2 separate regions of the Homo sapiens genome follow, and region 1 is linked to region 2. Evidence: read pairs that join two places in POLR2A ChIA-PET (ENCODE). Cell type or tissue: Panc1. All regions are shown on one strand.

Region 1 (8,000 bases), 190 kb before region 2:
CCTAAAGCTCCTTTAATTCCTGCTGGTAATACATGGTTACCGTATGCCAGAGCTGAACAAAACAAGGCATGGTGGGGGGCTCCCAACAGCCCAGGGTGTGGCCCAGCCTCAGTAAGAGAAGCAACCTTTCTGGAAGCTTCCAGTCAATGCCAGGCTTCTCTCTCTCCTGCCCATGGCATTTCGAACTCCCACTGTACAACAGATCAATTAGGGTCCCTTGCATCCTGTAGAGATCTCTGTACTGAGGGCCAGAGCCATGTCTGACTTGTCCTTGTCCCCATGGCCTCCTGCAGGCTCTGGGGCACAGCAGATGCCCAGTCAATGTTTACTGAACAAAGGAGGTGGTGAGGGACTCAGTGAGCCTGGCTTAGGCTGTACGCACAGGGCAGGGAGTGAGGTGGGTCCCCTGCCTCCCTTCCCAGAGCTCAGCCACTAGGCAGTGACAGGAGGCATCTATGGGTGAAAGGGAGCAGGCAAGAACCTCACCGCTGCCTGCCTGAATTCTTGTTTATTAAGGGTCTGATCTGGGCCCAGCACCTTTCATATAGTATCTCATTTAGTCTTCTCCTTGGCCCAAATGTGGTGAGAAAACGAGGCTCAGAGAGGCAAAATAGCTTGCCCGGGGTTGTATACGGTTAAGAAGCTCTGCAGGGGCTCATTCTGACTCGAATGGGCCCTCGTTCTGCTTTTAAGGAGAAGGAGCCAGCCTGAACCAGGTAGCCCCTGCTGAGTCCCCACAGGCCCACCGAGACCCTCCCTCATCAGAGGACTGAGAGGAAAGTTCCCAGGAAGTCCAGTGGCTATTTTAGGGGAAGGGACGGGCCATTTATCACAGCAGACAACATTCCCACTTGCTGCTACAACAAACATGGCTATTTCAGAGACTTCAGGCTGGAAAAAGCCCAGGGAGGAAGGGCAGCTTAGCCCGGTTTCGTTTTTGTGAATAAGAGAATGACAGCCATAGAAATAAGGCTGACAGTTCCGAGAGCGTTGGAAAGGGAAACATTTGTGCTTCATCACTCAACCCAGAAACTCTGGCAGAGTTCTAATCTCTGATGGACTCTGTCTGCTTAAAGGCAAAAAAATAATAACCATGAGTGGAGTGGGGAGCATTTCATCGCGTGACACATCAAACACCACCCTTCGCCCCGAGATGACGTCCGAGCCTGCAGAAGCCCTCTCTGTGTGGCTCCAAACACTGAGCATGATTAAATGGGTCATAAATGTTTGCAACCTGGCTGCAAAGGAGGGGAACAAACCGTTCTCCAGGGAGGTTGGAGGCCAGGCCCCTCCTAATCAGAAGGTGATTTTGGCTTTCAACAGGCCAAGGTTTCATACCTTACCACATTTTCTCACTTCCTTAAATGTTCTTTCTCTAATAATTCTGTTTTGTTGTTTGTTTGTTTTGAGACAGTCTCCTGTCTTGGCCCCCCGAGTAGCTGGGATTACAGGTGTGTGCCACCATGCCTAGCTAATTTTTGTATGTTTAGTAGAGACAGGGTTTCACCATGTTGGCCAGGCTGTTCTCGAACTCCTGACCTCAAGTGATCTGCCCACCTCAGCCTCCCAAAGTGCTGGAATTACAGGCATGAGCCACTGCGCCCGGCCTTTCTCTAATAATTCTAAATGTGGGCCACAATCAGGCATTCAACAAATGTTACTGAGCATTGGCCGGGGCAACATGGGGGCAGTCAACCCAGGAGGTCCAAGGAAGTTCCTGGACCTGGGGAAGCTAAATGGATAGGAATTCCCCAAGATGACCTGCCAGACAGTGGGGTCTTGGGTCTTGATGACTAGACCTTCATTAAAAAAATGTTTTTTAAAAACATTTTTTCTTAGAGACAAATTTTTTAAAAACATTTTTTCTTTCTCATTCTGTCGCCCAGGCGGGAGTGCAGTGGTGTGATTACAGCTCACTGCAACCTTAAACTGCTGGACTCAAGCCACTCTCCTGCCTCAGCCTCCCTCGTAGCTGGGACTACAGGCACTCACCACTGCACCTGACTATTTTTTAAAAGTTTTTGTAGAGACGGGGTATCATTATGTTGCCCCGGCTGGTCTTGAAGTCCTGGCCTCAAGTGATCCTCCCGCCTGCGCCTCCCAAAGTGCTGGGATTACAGGCATGAGCCACGTGCCCAGTCCCGAGACCTTCATTTTTCTAAAAAAATTTTTTAAATATTCTTTTAAAGTAAATGTCCTGTGGCATCCGGCCAGCTACAGTTGCACTGAAAAGAAACACAAGATGTACCTGCCTCTCCCCAGAGGCTCTGGTTGCACGGAGGTTCAGGGGAAGGCAGACAGGGAGGAGGGGCTGCTGTTGACCTGCGTTCCCTGCTCTGATCTCTCGCTTATTCCTTTGCAAATCTCTTCTGAGCCATTGCGCCATCTGAGCTTCATAACGGCCTTGTGAAGAGAAACCATGAGATACAGAACAAAAGCAAAGGCTTCCTGTAGAGAAGCCATAGGGCTTTGAGATAAAACTGAACCTATTTTTTACCAAGGTTTATTGTTTCTCTTTCTCAAGTACTGTACCATTGTTTTTTAATAACAGCTTTATTAAGCTATAGTTCACATACTATAAAATGTCCCCCTTTTAAGTTGTACAAGTCAATGGTTTTTAGTGCAGTCACAGAGTTGGATAACCATCACCATTGTCTAATTCTAAAATATTTTTATTACTCTAAAAAGAAATCCTGTACCTATTAGCAGTCACTCTCTACTCCCCGCTTCTCTGGGCCACTTTTTTGAAGGGAACAGCTGATGCCACCTCAGCTCAGGACCAGGGAGGGCCTTTTGTTTTATAAAGAAGTTAATGGGAGCCAAGGGTAGGAGAGGTCTTGGCCTGAGATCCCACTGGAGCTAGTGGCAGGGACAAGGAGAGCGTCCTAGTGAGGTCCACAGCTCAGCACTACAGGGCCTTGGGAGGCTGGTGGGTGAATCAGATCAGTGCCCCCCCAGGGGTACCAGGGAACTTGTTAAAACACAGATTTTGTTGGGGAATTCTGACGAGAGCCTCCAGGTCTGCCAAGCTCTCAGGGGATGCGAGGCGGCATCAGAGAGGCCTTGATGTGAAGTCGAATGACCTCTGGACTCAGAGTCACTCAGATTTGGAGTCAGACAGACCGGGATGTGGACTCAGCATCCCCCAGCATTTGTCACTTCAACGAAGCTCTTTCCATCACAAGAACAAAGTCTCACCCAAAGTAGTTTAAGCAAGAAAGGGAAAGTTACTGGAAGTGTAACTGGGGTGTTCTACTTCAGAGTTTGAAGCCAGGTCTCAGATGGCAATATTTACTTTATGAAGCCAGTGGATTCCCCTTCTAAGTCCAGAAAGCCCCATGTGACAGGCAGTATGGGTGGGGAGGCTGGAAGGAATGGGAGAGCCCAGTCTCACTGCCTTAACCTGGAAAATCCAACTGCCCAGAAGTACCTGGATGCTCACAGGAGCTGCTTTCTAAGTCATGAGGGAAGCACCATAGCTGGCTCCGGCCCTGGCTCTCACACACGATAGCCATCAGCGGCCCCACTGCCCTTCTCCAACGCTGGTTTTGGCTGGGACATACGGAGGGGCTGGCTTTGCCATGTCGGGGCTTGCCCCTGCCTCCCCGTCTAAGTGAGGCTACTCAGGATCTGCCCTCTAGGGACCTTCTGTCTTTGTGTCTCCAGATAGCAGCTGGTAGATTTTTCCAGTAAGTTTTTTTTTTAAAAAATCTTCCAATAGGCTATTGTGTTACATAAATTTAAACCCTAATAGAACATTCTGTTTCAAAAAGATAGAGCAGTAGAATCTCCGGGAACCAAAGGCTTCGAGAGTGACTGGAACAGGGAAGCTGGCAGAACCATCTGTCAGGACTTCTGGGGTCATTGTGTGACAGTTTCATTGACTGCTCTGCAGAGAAGCTTCCTTTGCTTCTGTTTGAGATGACAAGCTCAGCTGCCCAGGCCTGGCCTCACTGGGCTCCCCAGTCAAGGGCCCAACAGAGGCTAAGAAGGGAATCTGGAAGCAAAACTTTCGGAGAGAATATGTTATTGGCTTAGCCTGGGTCACCGGCCCATCGCTGGTCCAATTAACCAAGGCCAGGGTAACGAAGTCACACTGAGTGATCATGGCTGTGGGTGGGATTCGTTCACAAAGTAAAGGGCATAAGTTGGAGAGGCAGATACCCCAAAGCTTGTCTAGAATAGCCCGTTACCTTACACAGAACAAATGCATTGGAGCCATCACTGCGTTTTAAAATATGGATAGTAACAGCCACGCCTCTGAGTTTCCGTGGGCGCGCGTGAGTTGTTGCCTACACAGGGGCTGGTTACCGTTCTTCAGGAAGTGGCCATTTCCAGCCCGTAAGCTCCTCAGGGCCCTGAGAGCCGGGGTAGGGGAGGCAGAGGCTTTGCACGGGCCCTTCACACGCCCAGCTGGAAGGCAGCACCCAGCTCCAGTGCCGTGCGAAGTGGTGCCAAGTCCACACCACACCGTTGGAGAGACGCCAGGCCATTCACAGGTTGTCTCTGAGACACTAACAGTCATAAATACTCAGCTTTGAGATGAGCTTGCCTTGGCCCAGCCCACTATAAATAGGCCTCTTTATTTCCCTGCCTTCACGCTAGGGAGAAAGAACAGCAGAACTGGGGAAGAAGGACATTCCAGAAATGCCACAGAGACCTCAAGAGAGCGCTGCACTGTGTCTGCCTCACACGAGAGAAACGAGCTGCAGGAAGAGACCCAGGGCTCCACGGCCGCTGGATGAGGGGAGGGCCTGTCCTGGCTCTCACAGGGCCCCAGGGGCGAGGGCAGGGGCCAGGCCCTCTGCCCCAGGCCTGTGATCTTTCCACCATGTCAAGTCTACTCGAATTTAACGTGGTGGAATTTTGCTCAGTGTGTCATTCTGAGTGAGCTCCAAAGATGTCAGATTGCCCGCAGATTCGCGGGGGGAGCGGCTGTGTTCATTTTAAACAGACTCATTTTCAAACAAATCGTCTCCATCCAAGTATATCAAGAAGGAAGTCCTGCTTCTAATGGTAGACTTGTTTACTCAATGGGAAAAAATATGTATAACTTTTCAATCCCACAGCTGCTGAGGCATGCACTGGGGACACCAAGTTTCTTTCTCTTTCTTTCTTTCTTTCTTTCTTTCTTTCTTTCTTTCTTTCTTTCTTTCTTTCTTTCTTTCTTTCTTTCTTTTCTTTCTCTTTCTTTCTTTCTTTTCTTTCTTTCTCTTTCTTTCTTTCTTTCCTTCTTTCCTTCTTTCTTTCTTTCTCTCTCTCTCTCTCTCTCTCTCTCTCTTTCTTTCTTTCTTTCTTTCCTTCTTTCTTTCTTTCCTTCTTTCACGAGTCTCACTGTGTCACCCAGGCTGGAGTGCAGTGGTGTGATCTCATCTCACTGCAACCTCCGCCTCCTGGGTTCAAGCAATTCTCATGCCTCAACCTCCTGAGTAGCTTTGATTACAGGCGCGTGCCACCATGTCTGGCTAATTTTTGTATTCTTAGTAGAGATGGGGTTTCCCCATGTTGGCCAGGCTGGTCTGGAACTCCTGACCTCAGGTGATCCACCTGCCTCGGCCTCCCAAAGTGCTGGGATTACAGGCATAAGCCACTGTACCTGGCCATCACCAAGTTTCAAAAGAGAAAAGAGAGGGCCCTCCTGCTGGGGCTTCACCCTCAGTTCCTCCCAATTGACTGGCATCTTGACATGATCTCTTTTGGTTTGAGAAAGTAAAGGTGAAACCTTTGCAGGCACATTTTTTTTCCAATCTGGATGAGTTAAAAACATGTACACAAACACACACACAAACACACAAACACACACCCCAGCCCCTCCACTTAGGAATTCCTAGTGAGTTGTATTTTTTCCGCTTGTTTCCCCTTAATAATCTTCATGTTGATTTGTGCCTGCTGACACCATTTGTGTGCAAGGTTTAGGTCGGGAACAGCTCTTCCCAGTACCACTGTTTCGTTTCTTTCCAATCACAGACAGTAGGGTCAGAGGTTAGGGCTGGAGGTAGAAAAAGGAGGCCACAGTTTATGTGTGCCTGTGTCACCTATTTTGGGCATGGGACTTCTGAGTCACCACCTAAATTAAACACAGGTGTTCTTAGCAGCCCAGCCTGCCCAGCGATGTTGCTAGGAGCCTTCGAGGGGGAGACTGTCCTCTCAAGAGCATTGAAACTGGCAGAAAAGCACTTTTAAGATAAGGCCCCCAAAGTGACATCTTGGTAAGGAATGAATTTTGGTCATTCCTTGGCAAGGTCTGGTTTCAAATCTTGGTCTCAGAACCTTCTATTCTCTGATATAGACGGCAGCTCACTTATCTCAATTTTGTAACCTGTAAGATGGTTCTCTAATTCATAAATCGCAAGGTTGTTATATAAATGGAAGACAGTGACCGTTAAATGCCCACACACAGTAGGTGCTTAGCAGATGGTATGTGCCATTATTGGCATCCATTCTGGAATTAAGCTTTGTGTTCATTGTGTTTTCCACCCTCAGACCCTCAACCTAAGCTCTTGGATGGCAAGGGCTGATCTACTCACGTTTGAAATTCTCAAAGAACAGGAAGGTGTGTAGCTAGCTGTCAGCAAATCCTTGTGGGTGAACCCACCAGCACTTGGGCCTCCCTCTGCCACCCAAACCCTATCTTGACACACACACCTTAGAGGACTGTGCTTCCAGATGTCCCCTCACACACGTCAATGGTGATGGTCGGTAGAGTAAGAGATAGACACTTGGCAAGAAGCAGAAACCTAGAAAAGCACAGCATATTTTGGTTTAAGTGGCAAAGGCATCAATGAAGAGGACAGCCTGGGGACGGTCGAATTCTCAGAAAGCTGTCAAAGGTGAGAACTGCAGAGTCTCCAAGGCAAGGTCATTGGGAGGGCAGGGGCTGCAGAGGTCTGGGTGCAAGTGTGTCTGTGGGCATGGAAGGGTAAGACCATTCCCATTTATTGATGAAATACCACTGAGGGTCTTCTATGTGCCAGGTGCAGGGCTGGGTGCTGCAGATGCAATGGAGAATGAGACACAGCCAATGGAAACAGAGACAAAGAAGAGGTCATGGCAAGAGTCTGTGTGGCACCAGGAGCGGGTACACAATGCTCAGAGAGCACACAGGAGGTTGGGGAGAGGTGCTGGGCAGTGACAGCCCTCCTGGGACCTGAGGATTGAGAAAAGGAGTCAGCCTGGCCACAGGAGGAAGAACATTCTGAACAAAGAGGATTGCACTTTAAAAGGCTGAGCGTACTTGGTTTGCATGTGGAAGTCGAAGCTTACAGAAGCCTGTGGTTCTAGGGGCTGGCACTGGGGCAGACCTGTTGGATCCAGCAGTGGGTGCCCTGAGGGGAGTCTCTTGGGTGGCAGGCTGGGCATTCCAGGAAGCGTCCTTCCTTGGGGGTGATAGCACTCAGCGTCAGCAGGGATGGAGGGGGTGAGAAGTGCCCTGAGGACGAGAGCAGGGAGGCCTAAGACAGAGAAGCAGCTTTACCTGTGGCAGGCTCGGTGGCACCTGGTTCTGCCTCTTGTCCTGGAACTTGGAGCTGATGAAGGAGGAAGTTGAGCCTTTCGTTCAGCTGTCCCTTTGGCAGACTGTGGCCTGGGCAGTGGCCGACAGCAGATCAGATTCCGTTTCAAAGGTTACCTGCTTTGCCACAGGCCTGGCACTCTGTCCAGACCAGAGAACGCTCGGATTCAGGGTCAGTTTCCAGCCATGGCTGGAAATACCCTCACTCCTCCACGACGTTTCTCTGCCATTGTAGGCCTTAAAATGCCACCATCGAAGAGGCTGGTGCCTCCATGGGGCTCAGCACAGTGCCTGGCAGAGGACAACAGCCAGTAAGGGTTTGCAGTTGGAAGTCAGAGAGGGTTATGAGCAGGCGCCTCCCTGCCCCAAGTCCTCTCCTGCGTCCTGTCACCGGTGTCACTGGTGTCTCAGTCATTCAACAAGGTATGTCATGGTGTAAGGAGAGGCAGATGCCCAGGTCTGCATCTCTGACAACCTGCGTGACTCTTAG
Region 2 (8,000 bases):
TGATTCACAATAGCCATTTCTTGGCTTACTAACTACTTCAGCATTTATAAACATTGCTATCCATTGAACATGAAATGAACACAAGAATTTGGTTAGCTAAAGGAAAAAGCATATCCTTTGATCAGGTATCTGATTTCAGGTATCCTTTTGGTTCCCTAACACAGGACCTTCAGTATATGAATATTGATAGCATTGGCTGTATTGTCAGAAATTCTAATCACAAACATCTTAGATGAAACTTTCTGAAACTAATCTCTCAAGGAAATAATTTAGAATGACAAAGGCAGAATTGGTGTTTCAGCAGTGAAAATGTTGAATATTTTGTGTGAGGTATGATAAAACTAAACAAAATTAATGATTATTGACTAAAGCTAAAGAAACTCAGAATTCAGAGACACTGAAGGCCATTTCAAGTGCCTTCTGTAAAACATCTGAAAATTAAATTTCTATTATTAATATTGTAGAACTATTAATGCTTAAATGGTATTTTAATACCTTATAGTGTGTAGTGATTTCAGTTTCCAAAGTACTTCTCTGTGTATTCTTTTCTCTCATTTAACTTCTTATATATTATCTCATTTGCTCTTTAAAATAGTCCTATGGAATAGAATAGGTATTGTTATATTTGTTTTTGATTAAGACTCCAGAAGGGGTTTGTCTAGATCTAGAACTATAATAACTCCAAATATCCTTTTGATACATTTTTTTCTTTTGTGCTATTTGACACATTAATGATTTCACTACATACGATAACATATATGGAATTAGTTTATGAGGCACGCTCCCAGTTATGTAACAGGCTGTTTTTATGTACACTGACTTACAAATACCTTCCTTTCCCAGTCCAAATCAGCATTATGGTCTATTTGAGAGTACATTTACTTTTGATTTTTGTTACTTTTTTTTTTTTTTTTAAAAAACTTCTGGCCTTGCCCTGTGAATCATTCTTCATTGATTTTTTTAAAAAACACATTTTGTCATAGCAACGGTAAGTAGTAAGGATTTCTTTCCCTCATATCTGCATGTAAATAAAACTAATATCAAAATTGACTGTAAAATGTGTAGTGTATATTTTGTGAAAAAATTCATTTAATACATTCTTTGAAATTCTAAACATAAAGGTGGTCACATTTATAATATAATTTGGATTTTGTTGTACATCTGCAACATTATTTCCATTGTTTTTGGCATTTGAGTCTCCATTGTTTCATGTACTCCTAGCATTGTGTCTGTATCTCTTACATGAATCAATCAACCTGCATTTTATTATTATTATTATTATTATTGAGACAGGGTCTCACTCTGTTGCCCAGGCTGGAGTGCAATGGCACGATCATGACTCACTGCAGCCTTGACCTCCCAGGCCCAACTGATTATTCTCCCACCTCAGCCTCCCAGAGTAGGTGGGACCACATACATGCACCATGACACCTGGCTAATTTTTTTTTGTTTTTATTTTCTGTAGAGATGGGGGTCTCCCTATGTTGCCCAGGCTGGTCTCAAATGCCTGGCCTTAAGCAATCCTCCCACCTCGGCCTCCCAAAGTGCTAGGATTACAGGCATGAGCCACCACGCCTGGCCAGTATTCCATTTTGAATGTCACATTTTAAGAGTCACTTATACAAATTGAATGGTATATAGATGAGAATAACAGAGGTTGCAGTATGTCATTTGAAAGTATTATGTAGCAAGCGAAGGAACTGAGGATATTTTGTTCTCTAAAGACATTATTTGAAAGTGTGAGAGATCATAAATAGCACTAAACAGTTAAAGACCTTTTCCTTGGAAGATGTATTAGAAGAAGAACCAATCAGAGAGGCAAATTGTAAATCTCATTGAGTAGCATGGTTCCAGGGAGGAATCAAGCCTCAGGCTGGATGGTTTTTAACATTCTACTGGACTAAAGCCCATTCAGTATACAAATGGGTGGAAATGGTAAAGGGTCATCCAAGAAAACAGAGGCACAGAATTGCTGGTGTGTCTCAGCAGTGATCTAACATCTAGCTGTTCATTTGAGTTTGTTTAATATTAGTCTTAGCATTAGTCAATCTAGCTTTAGTTGAACTAATTTGACATGGTATCCTTCTTAAAACAAAGTTTGGCTTTGTTAGATACATCAAATATAAAGTGAACCCATAAATGTTCACTTAACCATTTTTGGTAACTTTTCCTCTGTGTCTTTCTTTGTGGTCATCTGCCATTACATCATTACATCTTTTTCTCTTCTTTTTTCTTTTTTTTTGTGACATGACGTCTCACTCTGTCACCCAGGCTGGAGTGTAGTGGCGTGATCTCGGTTCACCCTAACCCTCCACCTTCCAGGTTCAAGCAATTCTCCTGCCTCAGCCTTCTGGGTAGTTGGGATTACAGACATGCACCCTACAAAATTAGCACTTTGGGAGGCCGAGGCAGGTGGATCACGTGGTCAGGAGATCGAGACCATCCTGGCTAACACAGTGAAACCCCATCTCTACTAAAAAATACAAAAAATTAGCTGGGCGTGGTGGCAGGCACTTGTAGTCCCAGCTACTCGGGAGGCTGAGGCAGGAGAATGGCGTGAACCCGGGAGGCGGAGCTTGTAGTGAGCCGAGATCACGCCACTGCACTCCAGCCTGGGCGACAGTGAGACTCCGTCTCAAAAAATAAAAATAAAAAAATAAAAATAAAATAAGACTAGAAATTAATTGACAGTTCATAAAAATAATGTATAGAAATGCTATTCTACAGGAATGTTTTCTTGGTACTTTTGAATTAAAATTAAAATGCCATACTGGAAAAGTAGGAAATTTGTGAATAAAATGCTAATTTTTGATGAAGACAATTTGGGGAGTCCTAATTTGTTTCAATGCAAGATAAAAATATACCAGTCTGGGCTGGGCGCGGTGGCTCACACCTGTAATCCCAGCACTTTGGGAGGCCAAGGCAGGTGGATCACCTGAGGTCAGGAGTTCAAGACAAGCCTGGCCAAGATGGTGAAACCCCATCTCTACTAAAAATACAAAAATTAGCCAGGCGTGGTGTCAGGCGCCTGTAATCCCAGCTACTGGGGAGGCTGAGGCAGAGAATTGCTTGAACCCAGGAGGTGGAGGTTGCAGTAAGCCGAGATCGCACCACTGCACTCCAACCTAGGCAACAGAGCGAGACTCCGTCACACAAAAAAAAAAAAAAAAAAAAAAATTATATACCAGTTTGGCTAGAGGGTATTTCTCTTTAATTATTTTTCTTTTAAAGATTTTTTTTAACGCAGTATTTAATGCATGCAGAAAAGTATAAAGCAAAAATGTAACAAATGCTCACTTACCGAGTTTTAAGAAGTGTAAAACATGGCAGCACAGTTAAAACTTAAAGGAGGAAGTAGCTATTGTGTCATTATTATCTTATCTTTGCTCTTCCTCATTTCTAAATGTTAAAGAATTAACAGTCTACTTGGGAAAATAATGAAGTTATATACAATTTGAAGTGTCAAAAATAAATCCATAGGTGAATATATACCTGATCTTGAATTGGGGAAGAACTTCCAAATAATAAAAGCAAAGAAAACAAAGCCAAAGATCAACTACCCCAAAAGTAAAGCCTTGTAAATTTAAAAAACACCATGTATTTCCAAAATATATGAGAAAGATGAGTTAGTATCTTCACATACGAAAAGTTCTTATAAATCATTGAGAAAAAAGATTGCCTCATCCCCATACAAAATTAATGAGGCGCATGCAGGCATTATTATGGAAATAGCTGTTAAATGTAAAAAAAAGTGATCAGCCTGATTACAGTAGTCCCCCTTTATCTCAAGGGATATGTAGTCCAAGACCCCCAGTGGATGCCTGGAATCACGAATAGTACTGGACCGTACACATACAATTTTTTAAAATCTGATAATGAAGACCATTAGTAAGTGACTAACAAGCATGGATATGCTGGACAAAGGGATGACTCACATCCCAGGCAGGACAGAGTGGGATGGCACAAGATGTCATCACGCTGTTTACAACGTTGGGCAGTTTAAAACTTCTAAGTTGTTTTGAGCTTTTCTATTTAATGTTTTCAGACTGTGGTTCACCACTGGTAACTTGAAACCATGGAAAGTGAAGACAAGGATATGGGGGGACTACTGTATTAAGAAATTAGCATTAAATTAAAACTATAACATAAAACCATTTTTCACCTGCCAAACTGGCACGGGTTAAGAAACGAAATGGGTACTTTTGTGGACTGCTGGTAGAACTCCAAATTAAATGCACTCTTTCCAAAGCATCTTTGACAATAAGTTTCGCAGGCCTGAACTATATCCCTGTTAATGGTGGAGACAGTCAAGCAACAGGCAATTACAGTACTATGTAAAATGCTGTTTATAATATAGGGATGAACAGAGCGCTTGGGGAAACGAGGGAAGCATGGAGAATTCTGCCTGAGGACATTAAGAAAGATCTCAAACAATGGAGGATGGATAATTTTACAAGCAGACAAATAAGGGAAAATCAGTTCCAAGCAAAATGTCATGTGCAGAGGTACAAAGTCATCAGAATTACTTATGTATTTGTAATTTTGTGTTGGCTTGGCGTTGGGAGAAGGCAAGGGTAGGGAGTGGTAAAAGATGATGTGACACTAGAGAGAAAGTCTGAACCCAACTGAAAAGCTCCATGTACACTGTGCTCAGGAGTTTTGATTTATAAGTAGAAGTCTTTCAGTAAGGGATTGGTATTCAGGCTTAATGAGATCCTGAACTGAGTACTTGACAATGAAAACGAAGAAAATAAACCTGGATTTGGAAAGATTTCTTCAGTTGAAATAACTAGAATTAGATGACTGATTCGAAGGGATGAGGGAGAGGGTTGTAAGGGAAGTCTCGTCATACACTACAGTCGCATCTAGCGATTAGACTTAAATTTGAGATTGTGACACTGGCACACACTTCAAAGGTTTTGAAAGGGTATGCAATGCAGCTTTCTCCTAACCTATGCTAAAGCTGAGGCTTGGATGCCCTGGAAGGCCTGCTGATCACAATCTCCCAAGCAGTAGAGCTGAAACTATGGCTATAAGTTACATTATATATAAGTCTAGAGAAGTGAGTGTGTGCCAGGTTGCGATATGTGTTCAGTGAGTAATTATATCTGTTTGTGTGTTTTCTCAAATGTTGTGCTGTGTTTAGCACATTTTAAAAGAGTAATTTGAGTCGCTGTGTTTATTTTAAATTAGAGTAATCATCCATTAACCTATTCTGTCAGTGTTTCTCAAAGTTAACCAGCTGTATCAGAAATCGCCTCAGGTTTTTTATTTGAAAATGCAAATATTTGGGCCCTTTTCAGTCATATCTAAATCTCTTGGAATGAGGCCTTATAAAGAGCAGTAGGTAAATCATATACACTAAAGTTTCTTACTTTAGAAGTGTGTAAATAAGAACCACTGACAATAGTGATTACAGGTGAGACTTTGGGGACCAGATGAGTTCCTTGGCACAAGTTGATTCATGAACACCACAGTTTTAAAAATGAAAAAGTTACTGCTTTTTTTTATTATTTATTTATTTTTATTTTTATTTATTTATTAATTTTTTGAGACGAAGTCTCACTCTTGTTCCCCAGGCTGGAGTGCAATGGCACGATCTCGGCTCACTACAACTTCCGCCTCCTGGATTCAAGTGACTCTCCTGCCTCAGCCTCCTGAGTAGCTGTGATTACAGGCACCTGCCACCATGCCCAGCTAATTTTTGTATTTTTAGTAGAGACATGGTTTCACCATGTTGGCCAGGCTGGTCTTGAACTCCTCACCTCAGGTGATCTGCCCGCCTCAGCCTCCCAAAGTGCTGGGATTACAGACGTGAGCCACCGCATCTGGCCAGGTGGCTATTTTTAAAAACAAAGATGATAGCAATATTACAGTTTAGGTTATTGAATTAGAAAGAAAAGACCACATATATCCCAACTCTAAGTCCAATTTAGCCAAGATGACTTGCTAATGCTACTTATGTACCTGTGGCTTTTCCCTTGTCCCTAGTTTTTCATATGCAGGACAAAGCTCTTGGTGACACATTGAGCAGGCAGGGTCCTACTGGAATTCAGAAAGCTGCTTTCTTATTCTATTACTCCCTTTTTACCCCATGGTTTTTGGTGCTATGATGGAAAAACTGAGCTGACAATCTGACCACTTTGGTGAAGGGGAACATTGACAAATGTGCTTTCATAATTCTCAAATCAAACTGGGCATCAGGATGGTTATGTGTTTATCTGGGGTATGGGAGTGAGGAGGGAGAAGCAGATTGTTTCTTATTATCCCAAATATGATCGCTGTCTTCAAATATCTGGAAAGTGTACTTGGCCAACATGATTATATGCATTTATATATAAAGGGCAAGGCTTCCCTATGTGCGTCCGTCTTAATTTTAATCTTGTTGTTATCCATGAAGGGAAAATTAAAATGCTTACAAGCACATTCAAAGTATGATTTCTAAGTCATAACATTAAGTTACAGTTTCTAAAGAGTGTTAGAGTATAAATTTACAAACCTCCTATTGCAGATTGCTTGATTTGGCATTTAAAGACTGGGATTGGTCATTTGATGATGTTGATGGTGGTGGTGATGATGATGACGATGTTTTTGATTTCTGAAGAAATAAATGGGGTAAATCAAAAAATGAAAAATCAGTTATTTTAGTACTTCAACGTAGTGCATGTGGTTTGCCACTTGGGCTTTCATTATTTTTTATTTTTGAAACTTGTTTTTAATAGTATATAGTTAAAAGTAGTTTTCGAAAAGTTGCTAACTGAAATTTACATGTTAAGTGTAAAAGTGAAATGCTATGTTCAGATTCTTTATTGGCTATAAATTTTTAGTACAGTTAGAATTTATCTTAGGAATGAGATGTAGAAATCACAAAAGGAGTTAATTCTGATACGTTCTGTTCATTCCAAAGAAGCCATATTCAGAAGAGAAGTAAAATTTACAACGTTTTCAAGTTCCTACAGCTATATTAGTTTGTGAACATAGCATGAGATTCCTTTCTCCATCTCTCTCCTTTTATTTCCAACTTGCAAGAATTGAAAGCATAAAAACTTTATAAGTCTAATAAGTGCTGTGAAATAGCTATTTCTGATTTGGCATTTTTGTGTGTGGTGCTGTGAAATGTTTGCTTTGTGAGAATTTAATGTTACCCTTGCTGAAGAATGTCAGTGATACGCTGTGAGAATTGTGCTTTTAGAAAATGTAAAATAGTTTGGTTAATAGTGGCTAAAGGAGATTTGAATGAAAGTTGAGCCTCAAGTTAAACCTTTTACATAGAAGGATTTAAAAGAAATAATGTGTGTTTTAGTCTAAGTAAGCAAGTTGCAAAACATAAATCAGGTAGTACTGGTATCTATTTATAATCAGATTTCATAGAGTAGCTTGTATATATTTACTACAACAATGTAGTTGGTCCTATCTTATAGAAAAACAAAATGTGGCTTAGGGTTGAACAGCCAAGTAGAACCTGATCAATAGGCCCATTTCCCTTTCAGCTACATGAGGCAGCTGGCAGTTAAACCCCAAATCAAACTTTTATCTTCTAAGTTATTCTGTGGTATATTGTTTAACCCTAATAGCTTGTTAACCATATTAAAATGTGTGTGTAATGTGTGTAGCTAATATTCCAAAATCCCAAGTTGTTTTGGGAAAGAATATAATTGCATGTTGTACCTATAGGAAAAGTAATACAGTAAGTATGTTTATGCATGATTTTAGTGTTAAAAAATATAGTAGCTGGAAGACTATATAGTTTAATAATGTGAATGGAATGCTTTTTCTAGGAATTTAACACTCTTAAATTATTTCACTGTATCAACTAACTTTATTTTTCCTTTCTTTTCAGCTAACTGCCTTCTATGAAAGCAGTCATTATTCAAGGTGATCGTATTCTTCCAGTGAAAACAAGACTGAAATATGATGGCCCAAAATTTATTAAAAAGCTATATTTTCCTGAGAGACTGATACATACACTCATACATATATGTGTTCCCCTTTTCCCTGTA

Evidence for each region. ChIA-PET counts read pairs that join two places held together with the same protein. Peaks named below come from ENCODE experiments on the same cell type or tissue, not always from the same donor. Only the 100,000 strongest peaks of a DNase experiment are listed, where the experiment ranks them.
Region 1: POLR2A ChIA-PET joins it to region 2 with 12 read pairs; 5 of 35 experiments call an interaction of 5 or more read pairs at or near these places.

Annotation. Positions count from the first base shown.
Region 1 is chr2:11,371,351-11,379,350 of GRCh38, reverse strand. It overlaps PPIAP60 (peptidylprolyl isomerase A pseudogene 60), which reads right to left. Exons shown (of 4, transcript XM_047446546.1): 4 at 7,556-7,651. The coding sequence ends at 7,556. Among named protein-coding and RNA genes, the nearest start is that of LINC00570, 19 kb to the left of the region's middle. RefSeq lists enhancers at 941-1,150, 3,048-3,606. In Panc1, no CTCF peak of the experiment used is centred here; DNase peaks (open chromatin) are centred at 4,530 and 4,880; H3K4me3 peaks cover 626 bases; H3K27ac peaks cover 1,948 bases.
Region 2 is chr2:11,183,281-11,191,280 of GRCh38, reverse strand. ROCK2 (Rho associated coiled-coil containing protein kinase 2) reads left to right here. Exons shown (of 33, transcript NM_004850.5): 33 at 7,841-8,000. The coding sequence ends at 7,844. Among named protein-coding and RNA genes, the nearest start is that of SLC66A3, 32 kb to the right of the region's middle. In Panc1, no CTCF peak of the experiment used is centred here; a DNase peak (open chromatin) is centred at 3,960.